Linked DNA regions of Homo sapiens: region 1 is linked to region 2. Evidence: chromatin contacts called from ENCODE Hi-C or POLR2A ChIA-PET data. All regions are on one chromosome and are shown on one strand. The core of a region is the stretch at or near the end of the contact, and the rest is flanking DNA. Distances in the headings are between cores, read along the strand shown.

What was found. A loop is a pair of places that touch in the nucleus more often than their neighbours do. ChIA-PET counts read pairs that join two places held with the same protein, here RNA polymerase II (POLR2A). Pooled maps may share reads with other maps.
Region 1: a map of IMR-90 shows a loop between it and region 2 (2.2-fold over the local background). The contact joins two enhancer-like sites. A Hi-C loop is called at or near these places in 4 of 168 maps with a recorded cell type or tissue (IMR-90, heart left ventricle, mammary epithelial cell and 1 more) and 4 of 50 pooled maps. POLR2A ChIA-PET finds 5 or more read pairs at or near these places in 5 of 52 experiments (Caco-2, GM12878, Panc1 and 2 more).

Annotation. Positions count from the first base shown.
Region 1 is chr18:45,887,734-45,892,277 of GRCh38, reverse strand. It overlaps EPG5 (ectopic P-granules 5 autophagy tethering factor), which reads left to right. Exons shown (of 44, transcript NM_020964.3): 28 at 2,338-2,480; 29 at 4,371-4,527. Among named protein-coding and RNA genes, the nearest start is that of SIGLEC15, 64 kb to the right of the region's middle. Within about 2 kb of position 1,482, at least 2 of the 41 ENCODE cell types and tissues checked have a DNase peak (open chromatin) inside an H3K27ac peak, as active enhancers do.
Region 2 is chr18:45,929,329-45,934,486 of GRCh38, reverse strand. EPG5 (ectopic P-granules 5 autophagy tethering factor) reads left to right here. Exons shown (of 44, transcript NM_020964.3): 12 at 3,657-3,811. Among named protein-coding and RNA genes, the nearest start is that of EPG5, 35 kb to the left of the region's middle. Within about 2 kb of position 3,313, at least 2 of the 41 ENCODE cell types and tissues checked have a DNase peak (open chromatin) inside an H3K27ac peak, as active enhancers do.

The DNA.
Region 1 (4,544 bases), core at 233-2,732, 40 kb after region 2:
AACAGTAGTGGGAACAATAAACAAAAATAAGTAGACTAGAAAATAATAATAATTTGGGGATGTTTTTTGTGAGAGGGTCTAAACTTGCCTAAACCACCTGGTTTTATTTTAGTAGTTTCTACAACATGGAATGGCAGTTGTAAAGTTTGGATTACAGAGTAGTTTTAGTCCTGTCTGCATTTTTCCAGTCAAGTGGTCTCTGGATCCTTTGCCTTTCCACCTCCCTTCATTCTGTGTCTTCCTTCCTTATCTCAGATTCTCTCTTTTCCTGTTTGGCTCCTGTCTCTCCAGGCCAGCCAGGGGATTCTGTGACACGCATAGTCCCGGTCTAACTGTATTTGGTGATGTATTGAACAAAAAGGCTGACTGCAGATACTCCTAATCACATTTTAGGATATTAAACATTGGTCTGTTATTTGAAAGATTTCAAATTTAATTCAGATACTTGTATTGATTTATTATCTAATTAAATGCAAGTAATTTCTTTTTTAATCTTTCATTTCTCCAATAGTAAAAGTTAATTATTGTTAACATTATATGTTCTAGAATATTCACTTTTGTGCATTTTGATGTCACAGAGCTTTTTTCTTTTTTAAAGAAGTTTTGTAAAGATTTTTAATACATTAATGAGTTTTATACAAGAAAGTTATTATTATCACAGTCATAAAAAATAGTTGCTCAGTGTATTGTCAGAGTTATGCTGTGCTGGGGTTCTGGGTAAGTAAAACAAATAGGAAGGACCATTGCCCTTCAGGAACTTTTTTTTTTTTTTTTTTTTTGAGACGGAGTCTCACGCTGTCGCCCAGGTTGGAGTGCAGTGGCATGATCTCAGCTCACTGGAACCTCTGCCTCCTAGGTTCAAGCAATTCTCCTGCCTCAGCCTCCTGAGTAGCCAGGATTACAGGTGCCTGCCACCACACCCAGTTAATTTTTGTATTTTTAGTAGAGACGGGGTTTCACCACGTTGGCCAGGCATGTCTCGAACTCCTGACCTCAAGTGATCCGCGCACCTCGGCCTCCCAAAGTGCTGGGATTACAGGTGTGAGCCACCATGCCTGGCCGCCCTTCAGGAACTTTTATACAGAATTTATGATAATAACCCTGGGCCTCATAAGTGACATAAGAGCCTCAGGTAATAAGTTTGTGAATTATTTACATTATTTATAAAGGATATCTTTAATCATTGCAGTGATGGCTGAAGACTGGGTTTGGGCAGGTGCATGTAAGGAAAAAATGTAGACCTTACTGCTCACCCATGTGTTTGGGGAAGACAGGAGGAGAATGTAGAGTTTAGAACTCTTGCCTTCTAAATGTTATGGTCTCTTCAGCTGTACCTGTAAGTCCAGACTCCCCGGCCTGCATTTCAAAGCCTCTCCAAGAGGGCTCTCTCAGCTCCCCAGTCTGATTTTACTGCACTCTGCAACCCTGGCCAGGCTCCTCCTTCCTGTATCTCTGTCCCATATCCCCCACAGCTGTCATGTCAGTTCTGTGTTTGTGTTGCAATCTGGGCCCAGGATGTCTTCTCTTTTCTTCTGCCTCTATCCACATCCAAAAAATGACATTAAAATTGCATAAACAAACCAGTTATGTATGTCACTATCAGTCAGAGAAAGGGTTTGTTGATGGCTTCTCAAATAAGAAAGGCTAATCTTAAAAAAGGATAATCTTTTGAGTTGAAAAAAATTTAGTTTTTTTTTAAAGAAGCTCAATAAATTCTCCTTGTTTTTCCACCTTTACTGAAAACCAATAAAAATTTTATCAAAGACCAGCTTCTAGGAACCTAAATTGGTGAATTTAGGAATTAGCCAATTGCTCTTTCCTTGGCATGGAGTTGGTTTGGGCATTTCCCCATATTTTATCTTATTTTGTTGTTTGTTTTATGATTATATATATTTTCTTCCTTTCAAAACGACATTTGTGAGCAGCATCTGTGTCATCTTTTTTTAATGCTGGGCACACATGTGTACGCAGCCTGAGTGTTTGGAGTTGAGTGTTTTGTATGTTGGATTGAGAGCACACAGAAGGGCTACGGCTGGGGAGCCATGATCAGCAGTGGAGGGGCTTCCTGTGCTTCAAGAAAAGCCTCAGTGGTGGAAGACATGGGATGTGTTTTTGATGAGGATTTCAGGAGTTGAAACATAAGTGAAATAGTATCCTACAAAAGGCTTTGAACTATTGATAAATTAATTCAAGATCTTACCAGTTTATAAGGCAGTCATATAAAGAGATACAAATTTTGGTATTTTTATAAGACAATAATTTTATTTCAGTTTGAGTCTTCATGGGAAACCTGACACATGGGGGGAAATGTCTTTTGATAACTTTAATTTTTGTTAGTTTGAAGGCATGCATAAGAATGAAGCCATAAGCCAACAGCTTCATGTTTTACGGAAGGAAGTGAAGCAGTTGCAAGCAGAAGCTGCTAAACCACCATCACTTAATATTGTGGAAGCTGCTGTACATGCAGAAAACTTGATCACGTAAGTTTTGCAGGCATTATAATTTGAAATACTGTTTTGTTATCATGAATAGTAATCATACATGCTACTATACCACCACCACCCCTGCAGCACCCACAGGTTAATTTAGTACAGACATCAGCAAACTACGGCCTTTGAGTCAAATCTGGCCTGCTACTTATTTTTATAAATAAAGTTTTATTGCAACACAGCCATCCCCATTTATTTATAATTTCTATGGCTTTTATGCTGCAGCAGAAGGATTGAGTGGTTGTAACAGAGATATAAAGCAGAAAATATTAACTATCTGGCCCTATATAGAAAAAGTTTGCTGACCCCTGAATTGTGAGATGATATAGTGCATTGAAATTCAGTTGTGGAGAGATTTAGTGCTTATGTGTTATATCAAAGTCACATTTACCCAGGAACTTATCCTTGTCAACTCAGATGACTGAACAAAGTTCATAGCACAATTATTTAGGGGAATTAGGACTCTCAAGTGTGGTTGTGAACTTGCATTTGACCATCGTTTTCTTTTGGCTTTCATTGTGGCTTTCTCTCACTGTCCTCTTTCTTTCCAAAGCCACCATGACATGACTTGGGAGGTGGGGGTTGACTCTGCCTTTACTTTAAGGTGACTGACTCCACATTCCAGTTCCAACAGCTGATCCCCTCAGTAGAGTAGGATGGTGTATGGAGGGGAGCATCGAGTCCTTTTGTGTGTTGGGCTGGGGCTCCTGGGAAGGAGGAGACCAGGCAAACAAGAGGTTGATGTTTCTTTTACTGGGAAAGGGACACAAAAAGGTGTGAGAATTGGAAGGGCTATCTTTATTCTAGGATCTTATTCTACACAGAAATCTTTATCTCAACTTTAGTCAGTGTTTTGGATTTTAAAATGTAGAGAAATCAGGGTTTTGTGTTTAAAAAAATTATATAAAGAATACAAAAAGTTAAATAACAAATTATGAATTACATGCAAAATATGAACATTTTTAATAAGGATGAGAATGTTAATTAGTTCTTATAGCTGATTTTTTTCCCCTAGGAGACTATGAAATTATTACTAAGTATTGAAAATCGGCCAGATGCAGTGGCTCACGCCTGTAATCCCAGCACTTTGGGAGGCCAAGGTGGGCGGATCACTTGAGGTCAGGAGTTTGACATAAGCCTGACCAACGTGGTGAAACCCCATCTCTATTAAAAATACAAAAATTGGCCAGGTGCGGTGGCTCATGCCTGCAATCCCAGCACTTTGGGAGGCCGAGGCGGGCAGATCACCTGAGGTCAGGAGTTCAAGACCAGCCTGGCCAACATGGTGAAACCCCGTCTCTACAAAAATACAAAAAAATTAGCTGGGCATTATGGCAGCTGCCTGTAATCCCAGTTCCTTGGGAGGCTGAGGTGTTAGAATCGCTTGAACCCTGGAAGTGGAGGTTGCAGTGAGCTGAGATTGCGCCATTGCACTCCAGCCTGGGTGACAGAGTGAGACTCCGTCAAAAAATAAATAAATAAATAAAATAAAATAAATAAAAGAAAAATACAAAAATTAGCCAGGTGTGGTAGCGTGTGCCTGTAATCCCAGCTACTCAGGAGGCTGAGGCAGGAGAATCACTTGAACTCGGGAGGCGAAGGTTGTGGTGAGCCGAGATCACACCATTGCACTCCAGTCTGGGTGACAGAGTGAGACTCTGTCTCCCCCACCCCAAAAAGAAAAAAAAAAAGAAAATCAGTTGTCAGTAAAATTGGAAGATACATATATTTACTCCATGAAATATTTCTAAAGTGACATTTTCATGGGTGCTCTGAGGATTCTTAAGAATATTGCCTGAGAAATTGTAGGGTATCAAAGAAGGCCTTGTGAGTATGGAATCTTTTACTGTAGACTGCAGTCTTACCCACATTTTCCCACAGGGCCTTAGTGAATGCCTACAAGTTGCAGCCTACACCTGGGATTCAGAAAGTTGGCATTAGCCTTTTCTTTACTATTGTGGATTACGTCAGCGATGAGACGCAGCGTCATCCCCCAACAAGGCAGTTCTTTACTTCATGTATTGAGATCTTGGGACAGGTAAGGCTATCTGTACC
Region 2 (5,158 bases), core at 2,064-4,563:
GAAATTTGTTAAGGCTTTGTGCCCAGCCATTTTAATATCTTTCTTTTATTGCTGTTTTTTTAAAGTTGTATTGTTTTTATGAACTAAAGATGTAGACAGGTGTACTTTAAAAATTAATTTTGGTGAAAACTTAAGTTTTTGCGTCATACCACCTCTAAACTACAGGATATTTATTTATTTTTATTTTTTATTTTTTTTGAGACAGGGTCTCACTCTATCACCCAGGTTGGAGTGGAGTGGTGTGCTCTTGGCTGACTGCAACCTCCACCTCCTGGGTTCAAGTGATTCTAGTGCCTCAGCCTCCTGAGTAGCTGGGCTTACAGGTCCACGCTATCACGCCTGGCTATTTTTTGTATTTTTAGTAGAGACATGGTTTCATCATGTTGCCCAGGCTGGTCTTGAACTCCTGACCTCAGGTGATCTGCCTGCTTCGGCCTCCCAAGTGCTGTGATTACAGGCGTGAGCCACCGTGCCTGGCCAGGATATTTACTTATAACAAAATTATAATGTTCGAAATGAAAAACACCATTTAATTAGATGTATGTTGTAGTGATTTTAAAAAACTACCCTATACGTTAAAAAAGATAGACAATTTACTGAAATACAAGACTAAAAAAAAACACCAAAGATAATTCTGTTTTCCAAGTGTTTTTTCCTTCACAGCAGGAAGTAAAGGCTGTTTTCCAAATTTTTAAATGTCTGTATCACTTAAAAGAAAATCATATACTTTAAAAATTATTGGGCCTCTACTGTTTGCAAAGTAGTTTCTGCAGACATTCATGATTTATTTTTTTATTTCCATTTCTTTTTTTTTTTTGAGAATGAGCATTGCCCCGGCTGGAGTGCAGTGGTGCAACTTCAGCTCCCTGCAACTTCCATCTCCCGGGCTCAAGTGATTCTCCTAGCTCAGCCTCCTGAGTAGCTGGGATTACAGGTGTGCACCACCATGCCCAGCTAATTTTTATATTCTAGTAGAGACAGGGTTTCACATTGTTGGCCAGGCTGGTCTTGAACTCCTGACCTCAAGTGATCCACCTGCCTTGGCCTCCCAAAACGCTGGGATAATAGGCGTGAGCCACCGTACTCAGCCTCCATTTCTGTCTCTCTTGATGTCTTTATTCTTCTGTTTCTGTTTTTTTCTTTTATGGGGCTCTGCATGCGTCCTCTTTTGTCCCTTTCTGTTTTTCTTTCTATCTTCTTAGTGGTAGCTCTGGATTCCTTATATTATTATTCTTTGTAAAGTGCTTCTCCACTGTCCTGGGGGCAGTGCTTCTATTAGACCATTGCCGTGGTTGGACCTGGGCTTACGAGTGAGCTAGGTGAGAGGTCTCACAGCCATTGTCTGTCCTCTGGCGGCTATTTCTGTGGTTGAAATAGCTAATACAGAAGCAGACATTTCCTTTGGAAGTGCCTGGGATGGTCAGCAGCACTACTTTGTATACCTGAGTCCTGGGTAGGTCTCCTTTGTAGTGTCATCTCCCTTCATTGCGGACTTACTATCTGCCAGGCTCTGTGTTAGCATGTGGCAGATGGAGCCGATGTCAAACAGCTCAGCTCTGTAGTGGATGTGATTCCAGACCCTGAAGTGGCAGTACCAGCCTTGCCTTGCCCTAGAGCTTTGGATCCTGCTGCTGGAGTTTTCTGTCTGGACTCCAGGCTTCCACGGCACTTTTATCTTTATCTCCCTTAGGGCCTGTATCACCTGACACAGGAGTTAGTGGCACAGTAGAGAAGTTTCATCTGCCTACTATGTTCTAGCTTTGAGAGTGGAGTCTTTGCAAAATTTGATCCTCCTGCTCTAATTTGCTGTTTTTTCATCTTCTCCTTTGCTTAATCTTTTATATATCAATTTTGTTAGGAGGCTTGATTTTTATTGTTTGTGGAAGAATAAGGCTTTCTAACATCTTTTCCCTTCCTCACTTTTTATATTTAGTAAATGCCAGAAGTGCTTATTCTTTATAACCAGTTCTTATTTATCTGTGGTAATAGGAGTAGGGTGAGCTTGAAATCAGTTTCCAGGGAACAAATTTTAACTAGTTTTAACATTTTCTAACTAGCAGATTTCTTAGCAATGATTGTTAAAAACCAGTCTGTTTTAATTTGGCTTCTTTTTGTTTATTTCTAGTCTAATCAACATTCTGACTACTAGTAAAGTGTAGCCATAAGCAAATCTGATGATAAATAACTGTAGAAATGTGTTTGTCCTTATAGTTAATATTTTAAAAGCTAATTAGAAAGTTATTTCACTTTCCCATTGTTTTTTCTATAGAGTTATTTAAAATATAAGGCCTTTTCCTTGATTTGTACCTTAAACATTGTAAGTTTGAATGATAATTCTTTTTTTTCTTTTTAAATATCCTTTCACAATATACGTTAGAATGATCATGCCAATTTTCATTATTCTGGGAATACTTTGTGTAATAATTTCCACTATAAATCCAATTTGGAGATGGAAAATGAAAATTGGTTTGGTAAATGTCCCAGAGTTATTTTGAAAATGCAGGAAATTTGGTGAGCTATCTACCTTGGTTTCTCAAATGTGTAAATATGAAAAGAATTATTGGCTTGTTGCCTTCTTACTGTGAAAAGTTCCATCAAGGATATATATATATATGTATATATTTAATTTAATTTTATTATTATTATTTTTTTGAAATGGAGTCTTGCTCTGTTGCCCAGGTGGGAGTACAGTGGTGTGATCTTGGCTCACTGCAACCTCCGCCTCCCAGGTTCAAGTGATTCTCCTGCGTCAGTCTCCCGAGTAGCTGGGACTACAGGCGTGTGCCACCACGCCCAGCTAATTTTTGTATTTTTAGTAGAGACGAGGCTTCACCATGTTGGCCAGGCTGGCCTCAAACTCCTGACTTCAAGTGATCTGCCCATCTTTGGCCTCTGAAAGTGCTGGGATTACAGGTGTGAGCCACAGCGCCCGGCCAAGCACATATATTTTTAAAATGGGCTTTTTTTCCTTTCTGCTGTAGAACTTTGCATGTAGTTTACTGTCATGTATATTTGTGAATATTGCTTCCTAATGGCAGAATTTAGTATTGCTTTTACAACATCCTTTGTGATATAGGCAAAACATATCACATTTATTATATCGTTTATGACATTCATTAGTATTTCATTTACGGTTATAACTAATTTCTTGCCCCCAGTTTTTCTTCATAAGCAAATCTCTTTTTTTTGGAATGCCCTATTTGTGCCAAGTAGTTGCTAGTATTAGCAGTTTTCATTAGTCAGGTCTTTGTTTGTCTGACAGTTACCAAGTAGCTTCAAGTGTGCCTTTGAAGTTGGCAGTACTGCCTTTGAAGGTGACTGCCTGGTGACAGCAGCAGTGCTTTGCAGTTAACTAAGCACGTCACCAGTGACATGCTATTTAACCTTCTTATTAAGTAACCTTTTGAGACAGATGTGGGTACTGAAGCTAAGAGATGTTAAATGTTTTCTGTGAGGCTACATTATATTTAGAGTTTGTTGGAATTTCAGAGGCCATCTGGTCCAGCCTTATTCCTGATGCCTGTAGAAATCTATTTTGGAACAAAGAAAGACCTTTTGTATCTTTAAATATTCCTAAATCTTTTTCTCTGGAAGAGTGATTAAAAGATATAAATTTATTCTTTCCCCACTCTAATTTTCTTGATATGAACTTGCAGACCCAGAACATTTTACCAACTTTGAGAAGTGTCTTTCTTCTATGAATAGCTCAGAAGAGATTTGCCTTCTGACTACCTTTGCTCAGATGGCTCAGGCCAGAAGAACCAATGTGGACGAAGACTTCATAAAAATTATTGTTCTGGAGATATATGAGGTTAGAATATGAAGTTTTATAAATCAGCTAAAAATGTTTTCTTTTGGATTGTCCATCTGTTGATTTTTTGGGGGATTGCTTTTACAAATTGTGACTTATTTAGCTACTGTCTACACTTCAGAGAAGGGATAGAGAATCAGTGGAACATTATTTTGCTACAGGGATTATTGAAAATGTGAATTATATCCATTCCCCAGTACTTATTATCTTTTGAAATTTGTTGCACCAGTTTCAGTAAGGGAGAGACAATGTGACACAGCCTGACACAGTTTTTATGATGTATGTTTCCCTCGCCCCCACCCCTTCAACTAAACTCTTCCACTCTGGCTAGTAGCAGAAACCTAGCTTCCCAGCCAGTTTAAATGAGATGGTGGGAAGAATATTGAACCTGGAGTTAGGATACCTGAGTTTTAACTCTGCTATTAATTGGCCATCTCACATCAAAAAAGATAACTTATTACCCCAGGCTTCATTTTCCTCATCTATAATATGAAATTACAGGCTGGGAGGAGATCCTTGCATTCTTCATCTTTTCACTGAGCCATCCGTGAAGGTGGAGGGGAGTGAAATTTGGACCCCTGAGCATCTAGGGACTAGCCCAAAGTGGTTACCAAAATGTTCATTGGAGTTTTTTGTATATTTAAAAAGCCTTGCACATTTTACACTTTAAGCTGTCATTTATCTGTTTATCTGCATACAAAATATCTCCTCCAAAGTATTCTAGTGTGCTCAAGTAAAATTATGTTTGAAGATGATTATTTGGGTTTTATTATCTTCCCCTAATAATCCAGTTTGAGAATGACAAACCTGGATGTTCTTTCCAGGATCAAATACTTGATTCAGCTGTTCCTATACTGGTACTTCATAACCATGCATAAAGTTAAGATCTCGATGGATCTGGAATTCAGACTGTCTTCATGATCTGAAAAACTTGGGGAGAGAAGACATATTTTCACAGACATTAAGTGACATTCTCAAGATCTGTTGCTAAAGTAATATTTATGCTCTTGAGTAAAGTTTCCAGTGTTTTGACCAGGAGTCACAATAAAAATTACATTCTATATTACATTCTGATCCTGTGTGTGTATGTACAATTGAAGCAATACTTAATCTACCTGTGATACACTATTACATTTTTCTATTTTATTTTATTCTGTTATTTTTCTGTATATTCCATTGTGTTAAAAAATACCATTGGCATTAATGGATTGTAACATACACTTTGGAAGACATAATTCAAAAGGAGTTGGTAAACAATGTTTTAGAAGGTCTTGTAGTTAGGGTTCTTATTCTGTAGGGGAAGCTAGGCATTTCCATGAAATGCATTCTGATTTTCATCATTGTAGT